Regions from separate parts of the Homo sapiens genome. Here region 1 is linked to region 2. The links are chromatin loops, found by intact Hi-C in ENCODE. Cell type or tissue: ovary. All regions are shown on one strand. Each heading gives the region's core, and the rest is flanking DNA. Links, peaks and the distances in the headings are about the cores only. Region 1 holds the start of LOC107984950 (a long non-coding RNA gene). Region 2 overlaps SLC6A9 (solute carrier family 6 member 9).

What was found. A loop is a pair of places that touch in the nucleus more often than their neighbours do. Peaks named below come from ENCODE experiments on the same cell type or tissue, not always from the same donor. Only the 100,000 strongest peaks of a DNase experiment are listed, where the experiment ranks them.
Region 1: it touches region 2 in a loop (2.4-fold over the local background); 5 of 110 quality-filtered maps call a loop at or near these places.

What each region holds. Positions count from the first base shown.
Region 1 is chr1:44,638,664-44,650,741 of GRCh38, forward strand. It overlaps RNF220 (ring finger protein 220), which reads left to right. Exons shown (of 15, transcript NM_018150.4): 9 at 6,035-6,131; 10 at 6,332-6,418; 11 at 6,558-6,613; 12 at 6,747-6,825; 13 at 10,998-11,106; 14 at 11,220-11,294; 15 at 12,041-12,078. LOC107984950 (a long non-coding RNA gene) reads right to left here and starts at 11,003. Exons shown (of 2, transcript XR_001738031.2): 1 at 6,697-11,003. RefSeq lists an enhancer at 11,621-12,078. In ovary, for the core only: no CTCF peak of the experiment used is centred there; no DNase peak of the experiment used is centred there; H3K27ac peaks cover 751 bases.
Region 2 is chr1:44,000,710-44,012,787 of GRCh38, forward strand. It overlaps SLC6A9 (solute carrier family 6 member 9), which reads right to left. Exons shown (of 14, transcript NM_001024845.3): 3 at 10,017-10,173; 4 at 9,256-9,387; 5 at 7,644-7,914; 6 at 2,144-2,276; 7 at 1,803-1,937; 8 at 1,604-1,707; 9 at 681-918; 10 at 455-589; 11 at 247-346; 12 at 58-158. Among named protein-coding and RNA genes, the nearest start is that of CCDC24, 15 kb to the left of the region's middle. RefSeq lists silencers at 4,975-5,181, 5,008-5,067 and an enhancer at 9,905-10,570. In ovary, for the core only: a CTCF peak has its summit at 5,110 (motif pointing right); a DNase peak (open chromatin) is centred at 5,172.

The DNA of each region.
Region 1 (12,078 bases), core at 1,981-9,980, 640 kb after region 2:
AAGAGTTTCGGTGGAGACACTTGGCTGAGGGCAACAGGCCTTAGAGATGGGGACCTGTGGTTACTGAGGAGGAGCTCCAGATATCTCAGGCCTGGGAGTACTCGGATTGATATTTTAGGACAAAATAAAGAAGCAGACAGAGCAGGTGAGCACTGAGGTAGGTCCCACTGGAAACAGATTTTTGAAAAGACTAAAGGAAATAGGTATTACTTCAAGAAAGTAAGTTGGAAGGAATTTTTGCTGCCTAGGAGGCACTCTGACCTTCCCAATTCTAGAAGAAATACTTAAGCTGTGTGTCTAAGTTGTTGATTGTCCTTTCAGAACCATAGATTTTCTAACCTGCTACTGCTCTTTACATAAAGGACAGCACACAGAGCCTAGTGCGCCACCAACATTCCACTAAAAGAGATCCGCAGTTAGGGAGAAAAGATGTTTTTCTTGGGTACCATGCCAAACCTGGGCAGAGCAAGGGGCTTCTAGGCTAGAGAAGCAGACTACAGGGGAACCTAACTATACAGCCCTTAAGACAAGCCTGCTTCCACCTGTAGTCTAAGGAGGTGTGTGACTAAGGAGCCATGCCTTTCCTCTCCTGTCCTCCATCCAGCTCCTGGATCCTGGAGAAGAGACCTATAGTGGTGAACCATGGTCCCTCCTGTGTGTTGGTTGCCAGTGAGAGTTCACCCAACTGCATTGGGGAGCCCAGAGCTCCTCACATCTGGAAGGGACATGCTGGAAAGAGGACATGGGAATGATTGGTTTCAAATAAGGTGGCAATGATGTGGGCACAAGAGTGGTGAGATGGAGAAATTTCCCAGGAAGCTTCACAGGAAATGGAAGCCTGCAGCTGTATCTTTAAGCCCTGGCGGTGACTGCGTTGCTAAAATCCAGCATGAAGCCCCTCTGAACCAAACAGGAGGAGTGGGTAGGGAAAAGAAGGGTGTTAAGACAGTCAGCAGTGCAGGGTCTTTGTCCTGCTCAGGTCCTGGCCTGAAGCGTTTCTTATCTTTCATGAGTTCCTTACATTTAAGCCGGTTCCAAGTAGCTGGATGAGAAGTCATGAAGCAAACAGGCAGAGCAGCTGTGGCACAAATCTTTTCTCTTCTTTTCTTTTCTTTTCCTTTTTATTTATTTATTTTTGAGACAGAGTCTCACTTTTTCACCCAGGCTGGAGGCTAGAGTGCAGTGGCACGATTTCGGCTCACTGCAACCTCCACCTCCTGGGTTCGAGAGATTCTCCTGCCTCAGCCTCCCGAGTAGCTGGGATTACAGGCATGTGCCACTACAACCAGCTAATTTTTGTATTTTTAGTAGAGACGGGGTTTCACCATGTTGGCCAGGCTGGTCTTGAACTCCTGACCTCAGGTGATCCACCCACCTCGGCCTCCCAAAGTGCTGGGATTACAGGTATGAGCCACCACACCCGGCCTGGCACAAATCTTTTATCTGGCTATTTCTTGATAAAACTTCAGCGCCAGAAGTATGGGGCAAGGGGGTAAGAGGTGTTGTAAGCCCCAGGGCATGGGCACATAGGCCTTGCCCTAGCTGCTGCCTTCTTTGGTGTGCTAGTTCTCAAAAGAAGGGAGCCCCAGGTGCTAAAAATGTCCCCCAGTGCAGCTCTGCTGTTGGTCCAGCCAGTGACAGGTGTTGGAACAGCACACTGCTGGAGGCGGTCTTGGAGTGGAGAGGGTTGGGCTGCTGCCTTGTGACTCCCTACCATCTTTAGTTCTCTCTGTCGCCTGTTGGGAGGGGTGAGGAGAGGTGGCAAGGAGCAAGGCACCTTCTGTCCCCCGTGGCAACTGATGGGATTTAATCGCCTTTTGGAACACAATTGTTAAGCTAGGACAGAGGGAGTGCAGGCAGAAGGAGCAAGTATCAATGGTTTTAAACGGCGTCTGTCTCTCTGCGTCTCTCCTGACGTGAGGCAGTGAAACGCGTTATCGAGGAGGCCCGGAAAGTGGCTAAGTGCGTTTGACACACGCCAACTCCCTGCCTCCACACTGGATAATTGCATTGTCAACTGTTCAGCGAGGTGGCAGGTGACACTGCAGGCCGATTGATTGTCCCGCATCGCAGCTCCCCAGACTGTCAGCTCCCCAATCGATGGCGTTTACACAAGACACCGTAACTGCATCTGTAACTAATTCCAGTGTAAAACTCGCCGGAAGCTGCTGCCCCTGCCCTCCGTGTTGGAGAGCACAGGCCCCTGGAGGGCCCCGAGACGTTTCCTTTCTCCCTGGGCTCTGGTTTTGTTGGGAGCAGCAGGTGAGGAAATCGATGCCTCCTTTTTTGTGGTTTCAGGTTCCAGGACGATACTGCCCCCAGTAAACGGGCATCTCCAGTTTCTCAATCGATCATCTGATCAATTGATTAAATTAACACTGATTTTTTTTTTCTCCCTTCTCAATAACCCAGGAAGAAATGAGTTTATGGGAGAAGGGTCGTTTTTATAAAACGTAGACCTGTGTTTCATTTCTGCACTTAACTCTCTCCCTCTTTGTTGCTCAGTTTTCACTGTGAGGAGAAGGATATTTTTTTTTGCACTACCCACCCCGCCAGGAATGGACAACTCTGGCACCACCCTGCTGGGTATCATTGACCATCAGGCTTAGGTTGCCTATGGGTGGGGGCTCAGGCCTTTATGCCACTTTAAGCTGGGGCAGAACTGTAGCAAGAGGCCCTCCCTGGTGACTGAAGGGTACTCTGGGCCATCTTGGAGGTCCTGGGGGCTGAGTTCCTTCCCTAGATAGCAGTAGTAGGAGTGGCAGCTTGCCTGTTATCGCTGGAGCTACATGGAAGAGGAGCCAGAGACTTGGAAAGGAGCTGTCTGTGCCATCTTGCCTCTGAGTACTGGCTTGGGATATTCCAGCAGCTGAGAACATCAAACGACTGTGGAGCCTTCCTCTCCAAGCGGGAGGGGGGGCAAGCTGGCGGGGGCGCTGTCTGCATAAAACGGCTTTATGGCCGTTTCTTTTTATTATGATTCTGCCAGAAGTCAGCAAGTGACATTTCATTAAGAAAATAAAGTTTAATGTGCTGGGAAAGAGGTTGGAGCAGGCTGGGGCAGCACAAGAGTGAAATTGGCAGCAGCAGCCTGTTCTGAACACCTGTGGGGGTAGGGAGAGGTTCCCAACATCTGTCTCAGCTGGAGGATGGGGTCAGGGTCAGAGTGAATGGCTCAGACCAGAGGCAGAGGCCTTTTCTTTGGCAAACAAAGTGTGTCGTGCTGTCCATCCTGCCTCACTGGCCAGCGGAACAGAAAGCTGCTGCCCGGCTGGGAGCTGGGATCTGATAAGGAAAGTTGTATCCTGAGAGATTTCTCTAGGCCACCAGCTAACTAGGACCTAATAGAGCAGTGTCGCCAGTGTTTAGCCAGTACTGCTGGGGTGTGCTGTGTGGCACCAGCCATCAGCCTGGCCAGCTCTGCTGGGTGATGCTGAGATCACAACAGTGAGTCAAACTTGGGACCCTTGCAGCTTCCACTCTGGTGAGGGACAGTGACAATAGGTGGTAATAAATATGATTTTGGAGTTACACAGGATTCTGGGTGGACACCAGGGAAGGGACACCTGTGTATAAGAACGTGGGAAGCCCCATCTGCCACGCAGAGCACCATGAGGATAGGGATCAGATCTTGAAGCTCTCTATTCTCAACATGGAGCCAAACAGAGGATGAGCCCAATAAAGGTTGAAAGAATGGCATTGAGGTGAGAGTTCTTTCCTTTAGCAGGGATTTAGAGAGCAGCTGCTCTGTGTGGGCACTGTGAGTTAATGGTAGGAGGCATGGTTGGGCTGAGTCAGACTTGCCAAAGGAGCAGGCATGTATATTGTAGACCAGGAGGGAGAAGGTTCTAGGCAGAGAGCAGGAGGTGCGGAGGCATGGGGGCATGAGAAAGCACAGGATTTGGGAGACCACAGTAGCTCTGTTTAATGGAGTATGAGTCCTGGGCCAGGCATGGTGGGCAGTAAGACTACAGAGAAAAGGACTTCAGGCTACAGGGCTGCTTTCTGCGTTGAGAAGCTGGGGCTTTTCCTGGCAGCTTTGGGGTACCCTGTTTTCTCTGCTTTGCCATGGAGCCATATTGGGCTCACATGTGGTGCCAGGGTTCTCTGCTTTCCACTTATAAGGCAGGGCTAGGCAGGGCCAGGCCGAGCAGAAGATGTGAGGCCAGCTGCTGAGCTGCGTGTACTTGGGGAAGGGGGGTTGGCAGGACTTGGGTGCCGCAAGCTGTAAGTGAACCTGATAGCTACATTCTGATTGATGGTGGAGTTTGTCTCCCAAACTGTCAGAGGGTTTATGGAGGTGCCACTCACCCACAAGGCGGGAATTGCTTGTCAGGACACCTGGCCGTGTACAGGAGACAGAGCTGTAACTTGGTGTTTTCTCAGCTTAATGGCCCTGCTGCTGACCTGACCTGCCTGCTGCCTCAAGTGTGTCAGTGCCTCAGGGTAGAGGGCAAATGAGGACTGTCAGGGAGAGGTGGATTGCAGGCTGTGCCTGGCATCTTTCCTTCCCGATGCTGCTTGCCTTTGGGATTGGTGGTGTCTTTGTGAGACCAGAGACTGGTGGGGTAGAAGGGAGAAGGATCAAGACTCAGTGTTTTTCAGGGCTTGAAAAATGGAGAACATTCCAGATGGAGTGAATAGCATGAGCAGGGGTCTTAAGAGCAGCATATACAGGCTATGTTTGTGGTTTGGTGAGCAGCCTGTGTGTGCACATGCTTGGGGTTTACAGAGTGAATTAGTAGAGAGCAAGAGTAAAGACATAAATGGACCCAGATCTTCATGGATCTGGCTGAGGAGCCTGGGCTTGGTTGTGCATGCAGTGGGGAGCCATCAATGGTTTTGGAGCAGGAGGAAAGGTGGTCAGAACTCAGTGGTAAGCAGAATGAAGGAACAGATAAGAGGCCTGAGGACTCCCTACAAGACATACCCTAATGAGAGTATAAGGACCTGAGAGGAAAGAGTGGACAAGCAGAAATGTCTGAAATCATCAGGCAGATACTAAGCTGCTTCCTCACTTCTTTAAGGATTTCCTTGCTGATCCCAGTAGCCACAGAGTCTCACATTCTTTTGTCCCTGGCAGGGCTGTGCTGGCTAGTGAGGTGTGGTCTGAGACCCACTAGGAGGAAGTGGGGAGCTGGGGGGAACAGCTCTATAGCACTTGACCCTAGGCTATCAGGAAGGGTGGTCCTGGATGTCAGAGAGATCGCCTGGCAGGTGAGCAGGCCTGGTGTAGCCCCAGCAGCTCGCCCCTCCCTCTGAGCTGAGAGTCCGTCTGTGGCTGTGCCAGATGCACCTCAGGGGTCAGCCACTTGCGTGGCCCATGGCCTGGCCTCCGCTCAGCCTGGTTGCCTTCATGGACTGCTTTGAGAAGTAGGTGTGCATGCCTGTCCTCCCTCGTCTGTCCCTTCTTAATCCCTTTATAACTGCACTTGTCCAGGAATCTGGGCTGAGTGAGGTGGAGATGAATAATTAATGTCAGGCGCTTCAGACACCAAATATTTGAACAGCTGCCTGGTGTTTTTGCTGGCAAGGACCTAGCGGCCAAAATCAGGATGTTGGCCGGGGGTCCCACTCTGTGGCTCTGATTGGCCTTAGCCAGCCTGTTCTCTCCTCTGATGGACTTGTCAGGCTGGATAATGGGGCATAGGGGAGGCCCCACTCTTTTCCTGTGAAATTCCTAGACCTGAATTTTTCTGTCCTCTTACTGTTCTTCCTAGACCTGGAAGATAGGTGGACAGCAGGCCTGGGCTGAGTGTCCCCGAGGACGTGACATAATATATGAATGGGCTAGTTTATGAGCAGAGACCACTTGGAGCAGCATGCAGTAGCAGAGAAAGATGAGGTTTGCAGAGTGAAGGGCCTGAAATGTCAGGGTCAGGGGCACTGAAGTATCTGGCTCTATACATCCCAGGCCCAGGTTTCCCTCTGGGCCTTATCAGGTCCAAAGCCTAACCCCTACCTGGAGGCAACAGGAGGGGCACCCTTGGCCTCGTCTTGTCCCCAGGCCCTCCTCACACCCTGCTTCCCACAGGCTCTGGCTTCATCATGTGCAGCGGCAAAGAGAACCCGGACAGTGATGCTGACTTGGATGTGGATGGGGATGACACTCTGGAGTATGGGAAGCCACAGTATCCTTGGAGCACTATGGGGGCTGGTGGGGCTGATAGGGCAGGCACAGGGAATAAGAAAAGTAGCTCTTCTAGTATTCACCTGCACCACCCCCCGGGCCAGAGTCTCAGCTTTGGCCAGGAGGGCCATGCTCTCCTGAGGATTCAACCCTCATAGCCTGCTGCAAACTAGGATCCATTGTCCTTGACCACCATGCCAGATACACAGAGGCTGATGTCATCCCCTGCACAGGCGAGGAGCCTGGTGAAGCCAAGGAGAGAGAGGCACTTCGGGGCGCAGTCCTAAAGCAAGTGTGGGCACAGGCTTGGGCGGGTGGAGCAGAGAAACAGGAAGCCCTGAGGCAGGGGTTAACGCAGTACTGACCCTCAGGGCTGTCCTGCCCGCCTTCAGGCCTCACTTTGTTTTTCCTCCCTCCTTTCCTCCAGTGGCGGCCCTCCCAGCACGCGCATCACACCTGAGTTCTCTAAATGGGCCAGTGATGGTAAGTCCTGCCCCAGGTTAGGAGTAATGGGGGAGAGGGGGTATCCCTAGATGGTGGTGACTGACTCAAGCCCAACCCCTCACCTGTGCTGCCCAGTCTGGCCGGAGTGTGAGTTGCCCCTCTGTCCCAGCAGAGATGCCATCCACCAGCAATGGTGAAAGCAGCAAGCAGGAGGCCATGCAGAAGACCTGCAAGAACAGCGACATCGAGAAGTAAGTGTTTGGCCAGGAGAGAGCCCTGGGACCACAGTTCAGTGGGAGGAGGGGCCCTTTGCTAGCAGGAAGGCCTGCTGCCAGGGCTTCTGGCCCTCCCAAGTGCAGCTCAGTGCTGCTGCCCTGGGCACACGGCCGGCAGTGGAGCCCAGCTGGTGCTAAGCGTGACTCTGTGAATTGATCACTGGGCCACGGCCCCAGAAGCCTTGGCGGTGGGAGGAGCAGTCCACCCGCCTGCCTGCCTGCCTGCCCGCCTGCTGCGGCGGCCTTCGCCCGGGGAATGTGATGTATGGCCGCCCAGCCCAGCCGGCACACTTGATTCATCTCCAGTTTCTGTTTCTTAATCGGGAGCTAAATTGGTTTCATTTTTCTTGTCCCGGGTGGCACTCGCAGTGGATTTTAGGCAGGAACATTGGGTATCATCACTTCTGGTAGGAATTTTTGGCCTGGGTTCTCTGGCAGAGGAAAAGGGATCCATTAGCACTTTGCCCAGGGCTGAGCAACCCCTGGCCTGGATCCCTGGGAACCACAAAGATTTGGTATCAGCTGGGCATCTTCCTGCCTTCCCAGAAGCCCAAGGAAGGCCAGTTCTGGCCTCAGGAGATGGCATTGTCCAGTCTAGGCTGCCTGGTGCTGCTGCCATTGGTCATTGCTTAACTCCAGTACCCACCCCACCTTCTGACTGCAGGCTAGGTTGCCTGGGGTTAAAAGGCAGCCTCTTCATTCCAGGGCCAGTGTTCCATCTTTGCCTCCTGCCAGGAGAGTGGATTGGAGGCCGGTGCAGGGCCGGGTCGGTGGCCCAGGGTCACCTCCCATTTGTTTCCCTCCATTTTGTGTTGTCATAAATTCATTCCAGCCCGTTGTGGTTGATCAGTTTATCTCGGCCGGGGCCGCGAGTGCTGCTGGCATGATGTATGGGCCGCGGCGCAGGGCCCGGCTGCCCATGAATCACCGCAGCTGCTCCGTGTCAGCGCCGGAGCGGGCCGTATGGGTTCTGCGCAACCAGCTTGTGGTGGGGAGGAATGACGTATGGATGTTTATTTAATAATTCTCTCCTACTCCAGCTGAGCAGGGCGGGCGGGGTTGTAAGGGGCACCCACCCTCGTCTGGAGGGGCTGCTCATAAATCAGAAAGACAAGATCATTAATCAGGGATGGCGCCCGAGGGGGAGGTGGGGGCAGAGCCAGTGGCTTCCATGAAGGTACAACCCACCCAAGGCTGGGGGGAGCCAGGATTTCTGTCCCACCTGTGTGAGCACAGGCACCCGTAGGCAGGGATCTCTATGATGAGGTGGAGACTGGCTCAGTCATGTGCAGAGCTCTCCACTGGGTCTGGATCTGCTGAGACTGGGGCCCATCAGTCCCCGTGATTTCTCTATTTCTTGCCCTAGATCTGTTTTACTACTCAGGGAAAAGGAATGGTAGGATGCCATGGCTCCTCCAGGAATCTCCCCACCCCATGCCCTGGAGGGACTCAGGAATAGCTCACAGCCAGCCTGGACCAGGGGTTGGAGGCTTGGGTATTTCGCCAGAGCCAAGATTGGAGGGCAGGTGTGTGCTGAGCACATCCAGGATAGGTAGGCTCTGGAGTTGGCTATTGGCCTTCAGTGGGGCCTTGTAGCTCTTGGAGATGGCATGGGAAATGGCTTCATTCTCTCCTGGCCTCATCCTTCTTTGCCATTCCAGCTCTAGTTCTCTGATTTGGGGTTTGGGAGTTAGTTCTCCATTCTGGTGTAGGCTGCCCCCAGCTGCAGGCCTTAGTTTCCCCATCTTTGACATAACTATATAGGACTAGGCAAATTCTCAGCTTAGTCCTTGGAGTGGAAGGGAGCACAGCTACAAATCCTTGTCTCCTTATCAGGAATTTACCTGTAATCCAGATGGGGATGGCACATATGGCATTGTGCAAAATGCCAGGGAAGGAGCCTGCTGTTCGGAGGCTTGTGAGGAGGGAAGGGATGGTAAAGGCTTCCAGAGCCAGAGAGCTAAATGGAAGCCCCCAGGGAATCAGCCAGTACCAGGAGGAAAGAGTCAGAGCCTTTCTTGGCATCCCTGGAAAGAGGCAAGGCAGAGGGAATCATGGACCCTAGGGTGATGGATTTAAGTGTCCCTGATACAAGGACACAGCCACTAAGGAGTCACGCTCTGTGTTGCTGCTAGCTCCCCAAAGGAAAAAGGCCAGAGATTGAAGTTGTATTGCCCATGAAATGGGACCACTACCCTCCCTGCACTCCCATTACCACTCACATCCAGCAATGACAGGCCACCTGTAAGCTCTCAAGCTTCCTGAGCCAATTGTCTCCCCTAAACTGCAGAACAGGTGCCCCCAGGAGACTGTCCTTGCCCAAAGTCCACGTCCCTTATGATTCCCCCGCCTCAGTCCAGCCTCTGCTTCCTGATTGAGTACATCTGTGAAACCTGAGCTGTTCGTACCCCCACTCTTCCAGCATCCTCAGCAGCTTCCTGCTGTCCACGAGATAAACTTCAGCTCCTTCAGGTGTGGCATTTGAGGTCCTCTTGCATGCCATCTCCTTTCTTACTGTAGCACTTTGCCTACATGTGGGCCTTCTAGCCAGACTGGGCTCTTGGGCCTCTTGGCCTCTGTTTCTGCTGTTCCCTTGGCCTGGAGCCCCACCTCCTCCTGGGTGTAGCCAGTATAGTCATGGTCAATCACACAGTTATTAGTTGATCATGGAATCAGTCTGCCAGGTTTGAATCCCATCTCCCTGACTCTGTGGGGACCTTGAGCAAGCTACTTAATCTTTCTGTGCTTTAGTTTCTTTGTATATAAAATGGAGATATTAGAATCTTATGGGGTTTTTGTAAGGTGTAAATAAGATAATTATCAATCCCTCAGTACAATCTCTGGCATTTAGTAAGTGCTTAATAAATTTTAGCTATTTTATTTGTATTATCATTATTATTCCCTAAGGCCAGTCTCCTATACCATCTTTTCTACTTTTCCAGGAAGCATTCTTCTCCATCTGTGAGCTCCCCTGGATCCTGTTCATTTGTTTTAGGAGGGTGGGAAGGTTCCTTGAGAGAGTCCTAGCTATTCCCTGTTCAGCAGTGCAGCCCAAGGAGTCCTGGAAATGCAGGAGGGACCTTCAGGTGCAGGGCTTGGCCCACACACAGGACTACCAGGGCATCTGATATATCTAGGAAGTAACAAGGAGCCCTGGAGGCAGGCCAGGGCTGTGGCAAAGAGACCTAGATCATGTGGGACACGCCTAGTCCCTGCATCTGTCCCCCTCTCCCTGGAGTTTGGACGGGCCCTTTCTTCAGCAGGTGTTTGCTCACGTCCCATGCCTGAGGTGGGGCTCTTGGCCATAGTCAGTATTGGTGGAGTGAGCAGCCCGCCCTCAGGGAACCCATACTCAGGAACTTTACACTGCTGTGGTGGAGTTCACACGGGGGGCTGTGAGAGCCACTGTGCAGTGCTGGCTCAGGGGTCTGGAAAAGGCTTCTGGGAGGGCATGGGAACAAAACTAGATCTGAATGATGAGGCAGAGCTAGTGAGTCAGGCGAGGGGGTGCAGAGGGATCACAGTGCAGAGGCCAAGGCAGTGAAAAAGGTGGCGTGGATGGTGACACATAGGAGTCGAGCATAAAATGCGTGGCAAGGTCCTCAGGGGTACGGCGGGCTGGGGCTGGACCAAGGAGTGTAGTGGAGCTCTCTACTCCAAGGGGGACATTGGAATGTTGGAAGTCACACCACGAGAGATTTGCTTTGAGAACATAAATTCCTCTAGGCGCTGGGAGAGTGGAATAGAGATGAGGGGCCTGGAGGCAGAAAGGCTGTCTGGAAAAAGTTAGTGGTGGAATTGGTGGAAGACATCTGAGAGCCTGGACTCATGGTGGTGAGGAGAGATGCCGGAGATACTAGGAGAGATGACAGATTTGGGTGGTTGGGAAGACTGCGAAGGAGTGGTTGAAAATGGTTCCCTGGTATCTGGTGTAGAAATTCATCCGAATGGGAATGGAGGAATAGAGAGGGTGAGGAGTTTAGTTCTGGAATGTGGAATTTGCAGATTCAGGTTATCAGAGAAAGGGGGCAGGCAGGGATGCCTAGGGGACATTTATGTATTTGGTTCTGGAATTCAAGGGAGGCGTAGGCTGGAGGTACAGATGAGAGATGCCAGCCTGCTACCCAACCATGCCTTCCTTTTTACAGAATCACCGAAGATTCAGCTGTGACCACGTTTGAGGCTCTGAAGGCTCGGGTCAGAGAACTTGAACGGCAGCTATCTCGTGGGGACCGTTACAAATGCCTCATCTGCATGGTGAGTAGAAAAGAACCTAGGGGTGCCCTTGGTCAGGCTTCCACGCCCTCTGGGGGAGTTGGAGAGGGTGGGCCTACCTCAGAGTGACCCCTTCTCTGCCCCCTCCTCCCTAGGACTCGTACTCGATGCCCCTAACGTCCATCCAGTGTTGGCACGTGCACTGCGAGGAGTGCTGGCTGCGGACCCTGGTGAGGTGGCATGGGGGTCGGGGAATGGGAGGCCGCTCCGGGCACTGCCCAGATGTCTGTGCTTATGCCTGAGCCTGCCTGGGGGAAGTGGGGAGCATGGCGCAAAGGAGAACAGAGCCAGGAGCCAGGATATTTACCCGCAGGATATTTACCCCCAGGCTCGCTGCCTCTCCTCCCCAACTGCAGGTTTAGGAACTTCTCCCCCTCCATGAGTTCACTGCATTCTCCCTTCCCCGCCCCGGTCCCCGAAGGCCCACTGCATCACACAGACTGGTGAGGCCTGGGGTCAGGAGGAGGCTGGCTGTAGGTAAACAGGACCAGGGCCTTGGCCCCTCCCCCTCCCATTACTAAGCTCCTTCTGCTCCTGCCCCTGTTCTTCGCTCAGGAGCAGCCATTAAAATGTCGCCCGGAGACAGTAATAAAAGGCTCGGACGTGGGCTCTGTGTCCTGATCAAAGGCCGCGTGTAATCTCGTTAGGGCTGCGGCTGCCACAGCTGGACCCAGCCTTGTTCTCATTACTGGGGCTCCTGCTGCGGGGCTGGCCAGGCGGTTTGATCCTGGCGTCCCCCCAACACAGGAGCGTGCCTGCCTGCTCACAGAAGCTGCCTATGCGTCCCCAGCCTGGGCTGACAGGACCAAGGTCTCAGCACACACTGGTGCAGAGAGACATGGCTGCAGGCCCAGGTGCTCACATGCGCACACATGGCTCATTGTGTAGACCAGAGCCCTCCCTGTTCTCCCTGCAGGGTGCCAAGAAGCTCTGCCCTCAGTGCAACACGATCAC
Region 2 (12,078 bases), core at 2,075-10,074:
GATGGACACATGGCCAAGGGGCAGCGGGGGAAGGGAGGGGCCGGCCAGGGAACTCACGAAGATGATGGCGGGAGAGACGAAGCGCCAGCAGATCTGAAAGAAGAGGGGTGGTGGGAATCCCAGCATCATCTGGATGTCCTGGAAGTAGTTCCGGTGCCCTGGAGAGATGGGGGGTCAGCAGACCCGCAGGACAGAGTGGGCGGGCCAAGGGCCGGGTCGCGGGAGGCCGGAGGCTCGAGTGCTCACCGTAGATGTACATGATGGCCACACACATGATGCAGGAGATGACCACCAAGGAGAAGCTGGCCGCATAGTTGTCCATCAGCAGCAGCCAATAGATGCCTGCCTGGGGAACAGCGGGCAGCTGTGGGAGGCGCCTGCAGCCCGGGCTCCCCAACCCTTCCCTGCACGTCCTGGCAACTCTGGGCCAGCCCTTCCCTTACGCAGCTCTTACCTGGCTGGTGAGGGGGATGCCCAGCAGGAAGCCAGCCACAGCCACGCCCAAGGTCACATAGGTCTTTTTCTGCAGGATCCACTCATTCCCCACCTCATCCACAATGGCTGTGACCAGCGTCTCCAGGAGGCAGAACTGCAGGATGTGGCTGTCAGATCGGAGACCTGCCCCTTGTTCCTGTCCCCTCCCTTCCCCAAGCCTCCGGTCCACGTCCTGCACCTCGTACCTGAGTGCCCAGCCCCAGCAGGATAAGCATGAAGAAGAAGAGCAGAGACCACAGCGGGGAGATGGGAAGTAGTGTGAGGGCCTCGGGGTAAGCCACGAAGGCCAGGCCAGGGCCGTGGTCTGCCACACGGGACACATCCACGCCCAGGTGATTGGCCATGAAGCCGAGGATGGAGAAGATGACGAAGCCAGCATAGACGCTGGTGGCACAGTTGGTGATGCTGATGATGACACTGTCCCTGATGGGGAGGAAAACAGAGTTCAGCTTCCCTCTCCCCAATTTGGGCCAAGAGGAGACATGGAGACACGGAAAGTTCTAGGTACAAAGGCACCCCCAACTCTTTTTTTTTGGAGTGGGAGACAGGGTCTCACTCTGTTGTCCAGGATGGAGTGCAATGGCGCTATCACAGCTAACTGTAGCCTTGACCTCTTGGTCTCAAGCAATCCTCCCACCTCAGCCTCCTAAGTAGCTGGGACTACAGGTGTGTGCCACCACACCCAGCTAATTTTCTTTTTTATGTTTTATAAAGAAAGATGGGGTCTCACTATGCTGCCCAGGCTTGTCTTGAATTCCTGGGCTCAAGTGATCCTCCCGCCTTGGCCTCTCAAAGTGCTGGGATTACGGCGTGAAGCACTGAGCCTGGCCCCCAACTCCTTTTCTGGTCTGTTCTGGGCATTTTTAAGGAGCCTGAGCTGCCTGAGTCCTCACAGACCCCTGGGACATCACTGTCCCTATCTCTCTTCTCTCTCCTGCCTAAACCTCTCTCCTCATTCTCCAACAACTTTATCCAGAACCAGTATTCCCAGAACCTCAAGATCATGAGGGGAAAGGAGGCCTCGTGGGCCCATGGCTGCACTGGAGCTGAGATCAGGCTGCAGAGAGTGCAGGAAGGGGGCAGCCTCAGCCCAGCAGGGAGCACTCACCGGTAACAGTTATTGTGGAACTTGTTGTAGGAAGCCATGGTGATGAGGCCTCCCCACGCGCAGCCCAGTGAGTAGAAGATCTGGGAGGCAGCATCACCCCACACCTGCAGGGAAGGACCGGTGGGTGAGGAGCTGTGGGCAGAGGCAGGCACCTCCCTGGCCCCTCCCCAGCCCCCTTCCGGTTTCCCTCACTTCCCACCTTGGCCTCCAGGATCTTGTCCCACTGCGGGGTTAGGTAGTACATGATGCCGTCAAAGGCTCCCTCCAGGGTCACTCCGCGGACAAACAGAATGGTCAGCACCACGTAGGGGAACGTGGCCGTGAAGTACACCACCTGGCACAAGAGGGCTCCATGGACTCTTCTGGGCTCTCCCCTCCCCTGGGCACCACCACCCTGGCTCCCTAATCACCACCAGCCCCCTGGTCCCTCTCCGGCTCCGGAGTCCCTTCAGCATCCCCTCCCTGCAATACACACATAACCCAGGTAGGGGGCAGGGTCTTTCTGGGTGGGCACAGACCCTGCTGGGGAGGGGTACTTGCTTTCCCTGAAGACTTGACCCCTCGGATGAGGCAGAGGAAGACGACCAACCAGGAGACACCGAGGCAGCCAAGGAGGGGCAGCCGCACCTCCCCAAAGTTCCCAATGTCATCTGACAGCTTCAGCACGTACAGCCTGGGAAGGGGAGACTCTGTCACTGAGGGCCAGCCGCCGCTGCCCAGCAACAAATTCCCAAGGCCCAGGGCCCACCCGGGCTGTACCCTCCTTTGTCATGAGGTCCCAGCAGCCACCTTGTGTGACATGGGAGCTACTTCAGGGGCCCAGCCCTGGCCGGCCCAGTCCCCTCCACCTGCTGCAGCCCCTGGGGAGCCCAACACAGTCCACTGCTCTGCAGCCTTTCCCAGGCCCTTCAAGGGCTCCTGGAGGCCACACCCCAGGCTTGGGTGGTCTTCCTAGTTCCTGGGCGAGGAGATCTCCTTGTCCCCAGTTGGGCTCAGCCCAGGTCCTTGTTTGCACACTTCTCCCTTCAGGAATGCCTTTTCCTCATTCTGTCAGGTGTCACCTCCTCCAGGAAGCCACCAGTGAGCATTTCACGTGCACCAATTAGCTCTATCTCTGATAAATTGAGGGAAGCAGTGGAATGCTCAGTAAAGATTGGACCCTGGCTGGGTGTGGTGGCTCACACCTGTAATCCCAGCACTTTGGGAGGCCGTGGTGGGTGGATCACCTGAAGTCAGGAGTTCAAGACCAGCCTGGCCAATATGGTGAAACCCCGTCTCTACAAAAATTAGCCGGCCATGATGGCGGGTGCCTGTAATCCCAGCTACTCGGGAGGCTGAGGCAGGAGAACTGCTTGAACCCAGGAGGTGGAGGTTGCAGGGAGTGGAGATTGTGCCACTGCACTCTAGCCTGGGCAACAAAGCAAAAGTCCAATCTCAAAAAAAAAAAAAAAAAAAAAAAAGATTGGACCCAAATTTCTCCCCTCTGGGTGGCTCCATCTGGCACCCTATGTCATACCAGCTGTGATCTTTTGATCAATCAGACATTTACGTGCCCGGGCCTGTGCTAAGTGCTGGGCATACAGGCCTGCAGGGGCATCTCCCCAGCCCTCAGGGAAGAGGGCAAAGAACAACTGCTCTACCTCCAGCACCAGCATTCAAAGTAAAGAAACCATTTCTTGTTTGAAGGATTTTTTTTTTTTTTGACACAGTCTTGCTCTGTCACCCAGGCTGGAGTGCATTCGTGCGATCTGGGCTCACTGCAACCTCCGTCTCCCAGGTTCAAGCGATTCTCCTGCCTCAGCCTCCCGAGTAGCTGGGATTACAGGTATGCACCAATACGCTGGGCTAATTTTTGTATTTTTAGGAGAGATGGGGATTTCACCATGTTGGCCAGGCTGGTCTCAAACTCCTGACCTCAGGTGACCCACCTGCCTCAGCCTCCCAAAGTGCTGGGATTACAGGCGTGAGCCACCACGCCTGGCCTGAAGGATTTTTTAATACTTTGTCTAACCATATATGCTAAACAGGTAGTGTTTTATATTATTATTATTGAGACAGGGTCTTGCTCTATAGCCCAGGCTGGAGTGCAATGGCACAATCATGGCTCACTGCAGCCTCGACCTCCCAGTCTCAATCGATCCTCCCACCTCAGCCTCCCGAGTAGATGGGACTACATGTGTGCACCACCATGCCCAACTAATTTTTGTATTTTTTGTAGAGATATGGTATCGCCATATTGCCCAGGCTGGTCTCGAATGCCTGGGCTCAAGCAATCCTCCTGCCTCAGCCTCCCAAAGTGCTGGGATTACAGGCATGAGCCACCGCACCTGGCCTATATTATTTTTGACTGCAAGAATATAGCGTTACAGTGTTAGGGACTGAAGAGTTTAAAAGGCTAGCCTGGAAACCAAATGATGAATTCTAGCTTTATTTTTAGGGCATCATATTCTGTTTTTTGTTTGGTTTTGGTTTTGGACCACATGCTTTTGAGATCAAACAGCCTAAGGACATTTGGAACCCAACGTATTTACAAGTGACCTCTTGACACATGACATCTCCAGAATTACTCTGCGTTGCTTTAAAAATGTCTCCACATGACAAATCTTATTTCCCCGGCCAGGTGGTGAGTGCCTTGAGAACAGGACCCTCAGGAACAGGTCCCACAGGGGCTGTGGTTGTGCTGCCTGAGCTCCTATCAGCAGTCTTAGTGATTTAGGCTGCATTATCTCATTTTGTCTTTAAAACCAGGTAGGTATCACGACTGCCCAATTTCATGGACAAATGACTGTGAACGACCTCCCAAGGCCACAGCTAATATGCGACAGAGCCAGGATTTGGGAGGAGTCTGTGTGACTCCAGAGCTGCCATGAAGACCCTGGGGGACAGGAGCTGGGCCCCACAGGGACCGCAGAGGTGAGAAGGCCTGGTCACGAGTTTAGGACCCAGTAGCAGGTATCAGACCAGCACAGGGGACTGGAAGGCAAGATTGTGAAGAGGGTGGCGAGGGAGGGGAGGACCCTGAGTGAGAAGGGTGAGTGGGTGAGAGGCAGACATGGGCTCAGAAATCTGCCGTTTGAGCTTCTCTCGCTTTAGAGTCTCTTCATCTTACTTTTGATTAGCTTCCCTCATTTGTAAAATGGTGATTTTTAAAATCCCTACACAAGCTACCTAACAGGGTTTTTGTGGCACTCCAGTGAGATCGCGCAGCTGTCCAAAGGGTCATTGGAGAGTGTGGACTAAACACCTGCACAGCCACCCCCACCTAATTCACCCCGGCACACCCAGCAACAGCAGCACCAGACGGGCGCAACACACACAGATTCTGATACAGCGACTGCTGCCTAGCTCCTTAACCTCTAAACGGCAGTTTCTGAGTCTGAAAATATGGATACTAATATCTACTTAGATAACATGCCTGGCACCTAGTAGGTGCTCAACAATAAGGGTGCTTCCTTTCCTCCCTTGCTGAAGCCAGCCTGGGTTGCTCTCTTCAGGGCCATTTCCCTGGATCTCCAGGAGAGGGCAGCAGGGAGCCGTGCTGCCGGGAAGGTATCCCGCATGGGACAGTGGCCAGTTAGGCAGGCCTGGCTCCAGCCCGCGCTGGGGAGTAGAGTGCAGCGGCTCCACCAGCCAGATTTCTTTGAAGGCTCTTCCCCTCTGATTTTACTGGATAAAATCTCTAGAGCTTTGCCCTGGGTGGGCCCAGGGCTGGGAATCTCTGGCAGTCAGTCCCTGGGACAACCACCACTGGAGCATCTGGGGGTGGGGTTGCACAAGGCTTTGTGTTTCTGGGAGCTTCCAGAAAGGTTCATCACCCCAGACTAGATCAAGTTGACCAGTCCACATCATGCCTCAAATGTAATAAAACGCCTCACTCAGCAATATCTGCTCGTTCTCCCATCGGACGGCAGCTCCGTGAGGACAATGTCTGCCTCCCTGCCCTCTCTCCCCTCTGAGAACAGTACCTGGTACCTAGTAGGTGCTCAAGAAATCAGCTGGGTGTGGTGGCTCATGCCTGTAACCCCAGCACTTTGGGAGGCCGAGGTGGGTGGATCACCTGAGGTCAGGAGTTCGAGACCAGCCCGGCCAACATGTTGAAACCCTGTCTCTACTAAAAATACAAAAACAAGCCAGGCGTGGTGGCGGGTGCTTGTAATCCCAGCTACTAGGGAGGCTGAGGCAGGAGAATCGCTTACCCCGGGAGGCAGAGGTTGCAGTGAGCTGAGATCGTGCCACTGCACTCCAGCCTGGGCAACAGAGCGAGATTCTGTCTCAAAAAAAAAAAAAAAAAAAAAAAAGAAATCATCTGTCCATTCAGTTCCAGGTGTATTTTTTAAAAAGAAAATAAATGTTAGGATGTTAAAAATTAAAAAATGAAAGACAAATGAAATGACCTGTCTGGTAACTGAGTGCCTGAGTCTGCCCATGCCCCTCTGGGGGACAGCAACTGTGTTCTCTATGCTCTGGGTCCTTGAGAATAGTGGCCCTGTCTTACCTGTCTTTGAGTGTCTACAGCCCAGCCCAGAGGTTGGCACAGGGAAGCTGAGTCCTTCAGGGTCAGAGTACTTGGACCTGGGTTTAGAGGCCCTGTGGTGACTTGCGGTATCCTCAGACCCTTGTACATTTCAGCCATGGCTTTCCATCACATGTGGAGAAAAGCCTCAAACCCTTAGCCTGGCATGGGAGGCCCTGTGTTATATGATGCCTGCTGGCCTCTTCTGTCTTGTCACTCAGCGTCCCACCTGCTCCCAACCCCAGCTCCAGTTTGCCTCCTTCTGGCCTCTGCTCACCTGCTCATGTGGTTCCCAATCTCTCTACTTTCCTCTCTCCCTTCTCTGGGAAGCTCTGACTGCCTGGTCTTGCCCCATCCCCTTAGCACCAAGCACTACCTCTTTGTGTCTCTGTGACACCCCTGCACATACCTGGACCGAGGCACTTGCCCTACTGTGATTAGCAATCTGTCTCCCCACTGCCCTGTGAGCTCCTCAGGACAGGGGCTCTGGGCTGTTCATACCTACCATGGGGACACAGGGCCTGGCAGAGCAGAGGCGTGAATGTTGTGGAATAAATGGTGGAGGCCTGCCAGCATGCCCCCAAAGCCCTCTGCCCAGGGGTTCCCCAGCAAGACACAGGGAATTTCCAACTGGTGGGTGGAGGGCACAGCAGGATGGCCTGAGACTCTGGTCTCTGTCGCCTCTGAACAAAATGTGCCAGGATGTCTTGATCACGGCACCCCCGGCTCAGAGACCTTCCATGGCGTCTTTTGTTCTGCATCATCAAGTCTAAGCCTAATCCTGGCAAGTTCTTTATGAAGGCAGTGCCACTTCCTAGGCCACCTGAAGCCCATGCATTCTCCCCACACCTGTTACTCTCATCAGAGTAGGCTCCCTTCAGCTTTGGGGCCAGCCTCTGCTCATCTGGGACAGAGCCTTTGCCCACACTCTTCTTCTCCCCAGGATCTGCCCCCCTTTCCCCTGAGTCTCCTCTGAAGGCTGGTTTGCTGGATTTCTGACGGCCTTCCTCACGGCTACTCTGTAAAGATCCTGCAACTCAACATTCCATCTTCCATTGCTTTCTTTCTTTTTTTTTTTTTTTTGAGATGGAGTCTTGCTCTGTCGCCCAGGCTGAAGTGCAGTGGCGCGATCTCAGCTCATTGCAAGCTCTGCCTCCCGGGTTCACGCCATTCTCCTGTGCCTGCCACCACGCCCGGCTAATTCTTTTCTCTTTTTGTATTTTTAGTAGAGACAGGGTTTCACCGTGTTAGCCAGGATGGTCTCGATCTCCTGACCTCGTGATCTGCCCGCCTCGGCCTCCCAAAGTGCTGGGATTACAGGCATGAGCCACCGTGCCCGGCCTCCATCTTCCATTGCTTTCTGTACATCAGGCTCTTCTCCTAAACTCTTCACTCACCTCTACCCTCTCCCAGCCCAGCAGCGGGCTGAACCTGCAGCAGGCACCCTACTTTGTCTTCAGATGGTTGCCCAGTGGGGACAGGGTTGCCACCAGGTTCCCCCCACCCCAGGTCCTGCAGGTGCCTCACCTCCAGTACTCCTCGCTGGGGCTGGTCCTCTGGAGGCTGTGGTTGAGCAGGTGGGAGAGGTTGCTGGGCAAGGCGGCTGGCCGAGAGCCATTGGTGAGGTTGGAGGCGTCCAGTACACCGGCGCAGTCATGCGTGTTCCAGGGGTTATTGCAGTAGGCCCAGGGCAGCACGTGCGTCATGGACGAGAAGAAGTAGTAGAAGGCGATGCAGATGACCACATTGTAGTAGATGCCGATGTAGGTGGACACCACCATCATACCATAGCCCACTCCTGCAGGAGGGGAGGGGTGGGGGGAGGAGCCTCAGCATCCAGCAGGAGGAGGTGAGGTTAATAATTTCTTTTTTTTCTTTTCTTTTCTTTTTTTTTTTTTGAGATGGAGTCTAGCTCTGTTGCCCAGGCTCTGACACCCAGGCTGGAGTGCAGTGGCGGAATCTTGGCTCACTGCAAGCTCCACCTCCTGGGTTCATGCCATTCTCCTGCCTCAACCTACCGAGTAGCTGGGACTACAGGCGCCCACCACCACGCCTGGCTAATTTTTTTGTATTTTTAGTAGAGACGGGGTTTCACTGTGTTAGCCAGGATGGTCTTGATCTCCTGACCTCGTGATCCGCCTGCCTCGGCCTCCCGAAGTGCTGGGATTACAGGCGTGAGCCACCGCGCCCGGCCTTTTTTTTTTTTTTTTTTTTTTTGAGACGGAGTTTTTGCTTTTCTTGCCCAGGCTGGAGTGCAATGGCGCGATCTCGGCTCACTGCAACCTCCGCCTCCCAGGTTCAAGCGATTCTCCTGCCTCAGCCTCCCGAGTAGCTGGGATTAGAGGCATGCGCCACCATATCTGGATAATTTTGTATTTTTAGTAGAGATGGGGTTTCCTTTTTTTTTTTTTTGACATGGAGTCTCCCTCTGTCGCCCAGGCTGGAGTGCTGTGGCATGATCTTGGCTCACTACAAGCTCTGCCTCCCGGGTTCACGCCATTCTCCCGCCTCAGCCCCCAGAGTAGCTAGGACTGCAGGCACCTGCCACCACACCAAGCTAATTTTGTTTTTGTATTTTTAGTAGAGACAGGGTTTCACCGTATTAGCCAGTATGGTCTTGATCTCCTGACCTTGTGATCCGCCTGCCTTGGCCTCCCAAAGTGCTGGGATTACAGGGGTAAGCCACCGCGCCCGGCCAAGATGGGGTTTCTCCATGTTGGTCAGGCTGGTCTCAAACTCCTGACCTCAGGTGATCTGCCTGCCTTGGCCTCCCAAAGTGCTGGGATTACAGGCGTGAGCCACTGTGCCTGGCCCGAGGTTAATAATTTCTAAGGGCCCAAGGGGCAGGCTGAGATGGAGGGCCAAAGGAAGGCCAGGTCAAGGTCTTGGTAGGGGTAAGTTGGCGGGGGGTGGCGCAAAGGAGTTTTGTGTGTACACGTGGTAGGAGGGGAGGGTGGCAGCCAAGTAAACATGGGTCCCAGCATGCATCCATGGCTTAGGCCGTTGATGTGGGGCTTGGGGTCAGCATCAGGGCTCTACAGAGGTCAGCCATGTTTGTACAGATGGGCGAGTTGGCACGGCCCTCAGAGGCCGTTGTGTGTTTGTGTATGTGTGAGCGAGTGCCCCGCCCAGGCCTCACCTTTGAACATGGGGCTGATCCTCCAGACCCCCAGGCACCCCTGGCTTGCAAACTGGCCGAAGGAGAGCTCCATGAAGAAGAGGGGGATCCCGCAGAAGATGAGCATGATGAAGTAGGGGAACATGAAGGCGCCTGGTAGGCAGGGAGAGGTCTGGCTCAGGAGTGGGCTTGGAGGGATCTCACCCTGGGCTTCCTGCTCAGAACTCAACAGCAAAACCTTCGCGATTGGGTAGGACCCAGGGAGGAGTGTGCCAGGCTTGAGCAGGAGCCTGGGCTGAGGCACACCACCCCCAGCCTGTCTTTCAACTTGACAGAGGCTCTCAGGAATTCTGCTTGGAGTGGAATCCAGGTCCCAGAGCCTCCATACTTGGGTGGGATTTGATGGTTTAAACAAGCGATTTCACAAGCATAAGTTGCTGAGATCCTCAACATCCCTGAACCATTTAGGGGGGCTGCTGAACCCCAGGGAATAGAACAGGGAGCCTTGTGGGCGGGGGGGGGGGGGGGTTAGGTCCTTTTCTCACCTCTCCTCACCTCAAAGGGGGCCAACTGGCAGGGCCAGCCCCCAACAACAGACTGCCAGGGTCTGGGGTGGCCTGCCTTAGGCAAAGGGTGCCTAAGCCAGGGATGGGGGCGAAGGAGGCCAGGGCCAGAGGCCAGCCTTTATCTGGAGTGGGTCTGTGCCAGGGAGAGGGTGGCCCAGGCCCTGGTGGGTGGGCTCTACCCAAGTGGGTGGTCCCTGCCCTGTGCCCACTGGGTACCTCCCCCGTTGCGATAGCAGAGGTATGGGAAGCGCCAGACATTGCCCAGGCCCACGGCATAGCCCACGCTCGTCAGTACAAACTCGATCTGGTTGCCCCAGTTGCCCCGTTTGAGGTTCTGGTCCCTCTTGGTGGCCTCGCTGGGCACAGCACCATTCTGTGGGGACAGGAGAGAAGCTACCATCAGCAAGGCATTTGTGCTCCATGCCTGACCCTCTGGGCCTCCCCCAGCAGGGAAACCGTGGCCCCTCCAACACCCCTCCCCGGGCTTCCCCTCTGCTGGCAGGAGCTTCAGGCAGGCCTGGCAAAGGAGGGAAGCAGAGAGTAGTGGCTGCCAGAGGGCGCCAAGCAGAGCTTCCCTCACCAGCCCCACAGCACCCAGTGCCAGGTGCACAGCCCACCTGAGGAGCTGCTACCAGCATCCGGGAGGCGGGACACTGAAGAGGGAGCTAGGGCCAGGAGCCCCCAAGCCCCTCCAAAACCTCCCCTTGCCCCTCTGGGTAAGGATCTGGGAGCAGCTGAGCCTCATACCAAGCAGCCAAGTCAGGCTGGGCACAAAGGGGCCTGTGTCCAGACAGCCCCCCCACCCGTCGCCTACCACATCACCAGGCTGAGCACGCTGCCCCTGGGCAGGCGACTGCGGGGGAGGGGAGGTTAGACCCCTCCCCCAGCTGAAGGCTTCTTCCTGGGGGCACAGAGTGGGCAGGGCTGGGGGGAAATGGGGGAGCAGCTGAGCCGGGACAGACATGGGGAGGGCATTCTGGGACTCTAGGTGGGAGGGTCCGGGGAGCTAGCTACACTGCCCATGGCTGGGGAGGGGCCCTGGGGAGCTGACCTGGGCCATGGCTAGGGAGTGCTGGGCCATGAGTTGGGGAAGGAGACCAGAGTTGTAGGCCCCATGCCAGACTTTGAGGACAGACTCTGCTAGGGAAGTAGAGGGAGTGGCTCCAGAAAAGGGTGGCAGGAAGAAGGATCTCTGAACAGGGAGAAGCGTCACCTGCAGGGGAGGGGGCCGAAGGTCAGGAGAGGCAGATGCGGGGATTTGCCCCAGGGAAGAATGTGGGGCCTGCAGGACTGAGCTGGTGGCCTGGGCCCCACTGAGGACAGCCCCTTGTGGAACCCCAGGCCCAAAAGCTGGAACTGGCTCTGCAAGTCCCTTGGTTAAAGAAGTCCCTTAATAAGTGCCATGCTCCTTCCACCTCCCTCCCACAGTGAGCAGGAAATTAATCAGAGCCCAAGGGCCCCAAGGGGTCTCACTAAGGAGACAGGGGCTCAGTGTCACCAACAGAAACACAGACAGACCTTAGTGCCAGAGACAGCCTCCCAGAGGTGAGCTATTCCCCTGAGAGAAACAGACAGACCTGGCATCAGAGATGGAGCCCCGTAGCCTCAGAGAGATGCCAGTGATGTGACATTCACCCTCCGCTTGAAAGAGACATATTCGACAGCAGTCACTCTGGTCAATAAGCAAGGCAGCCTGGTGCAGGTGAAATGCTATCAGACCCTGATGCTGATGAACAAACACAGACGGAATGAATGGCCTCCCTGGGCCCCAAGCGCCTTGGATAGGCCAGGTGGGAATGTGGGCAAAGGAGGCACCAAGGCCTGATGGGTGGGCACTGCAGCACAGACACCTTTGTGGGGCAGCCACCCTGTGCTCTCAATCCAGCATCGACCCTGCCGAGATGTGATCCTCACACCCTCCACAGAGGGCAGGGGTGCAGTGCCAGGGACCATGGGTTTCCTTCAAGGAGCACCCAGAGCAAATCAGTGGCTGAACAAGCCTTCTTTCATTCATTCATTGATTCATTCATGCAATGGCAGATTTATTGACACTGGCTATGTGCCAGGCACTGTGCCAGGAAGTGGGACTTCAGCAGAGAGCTCCTACCCATTCGGAGCTGGAAATCTAGTGGGGGTGCAATGAAATGTATACACCCATCATCTTTAGATGTGGCTTCAGGGTGACCACAGAGGGGATCATCTCAAAATCACAAGAGTATGGAAGGAGGACAAGGCAGGAAAGCAGGGCTGAGGTCAAGGAAGGTCTCCCTGATGAAGA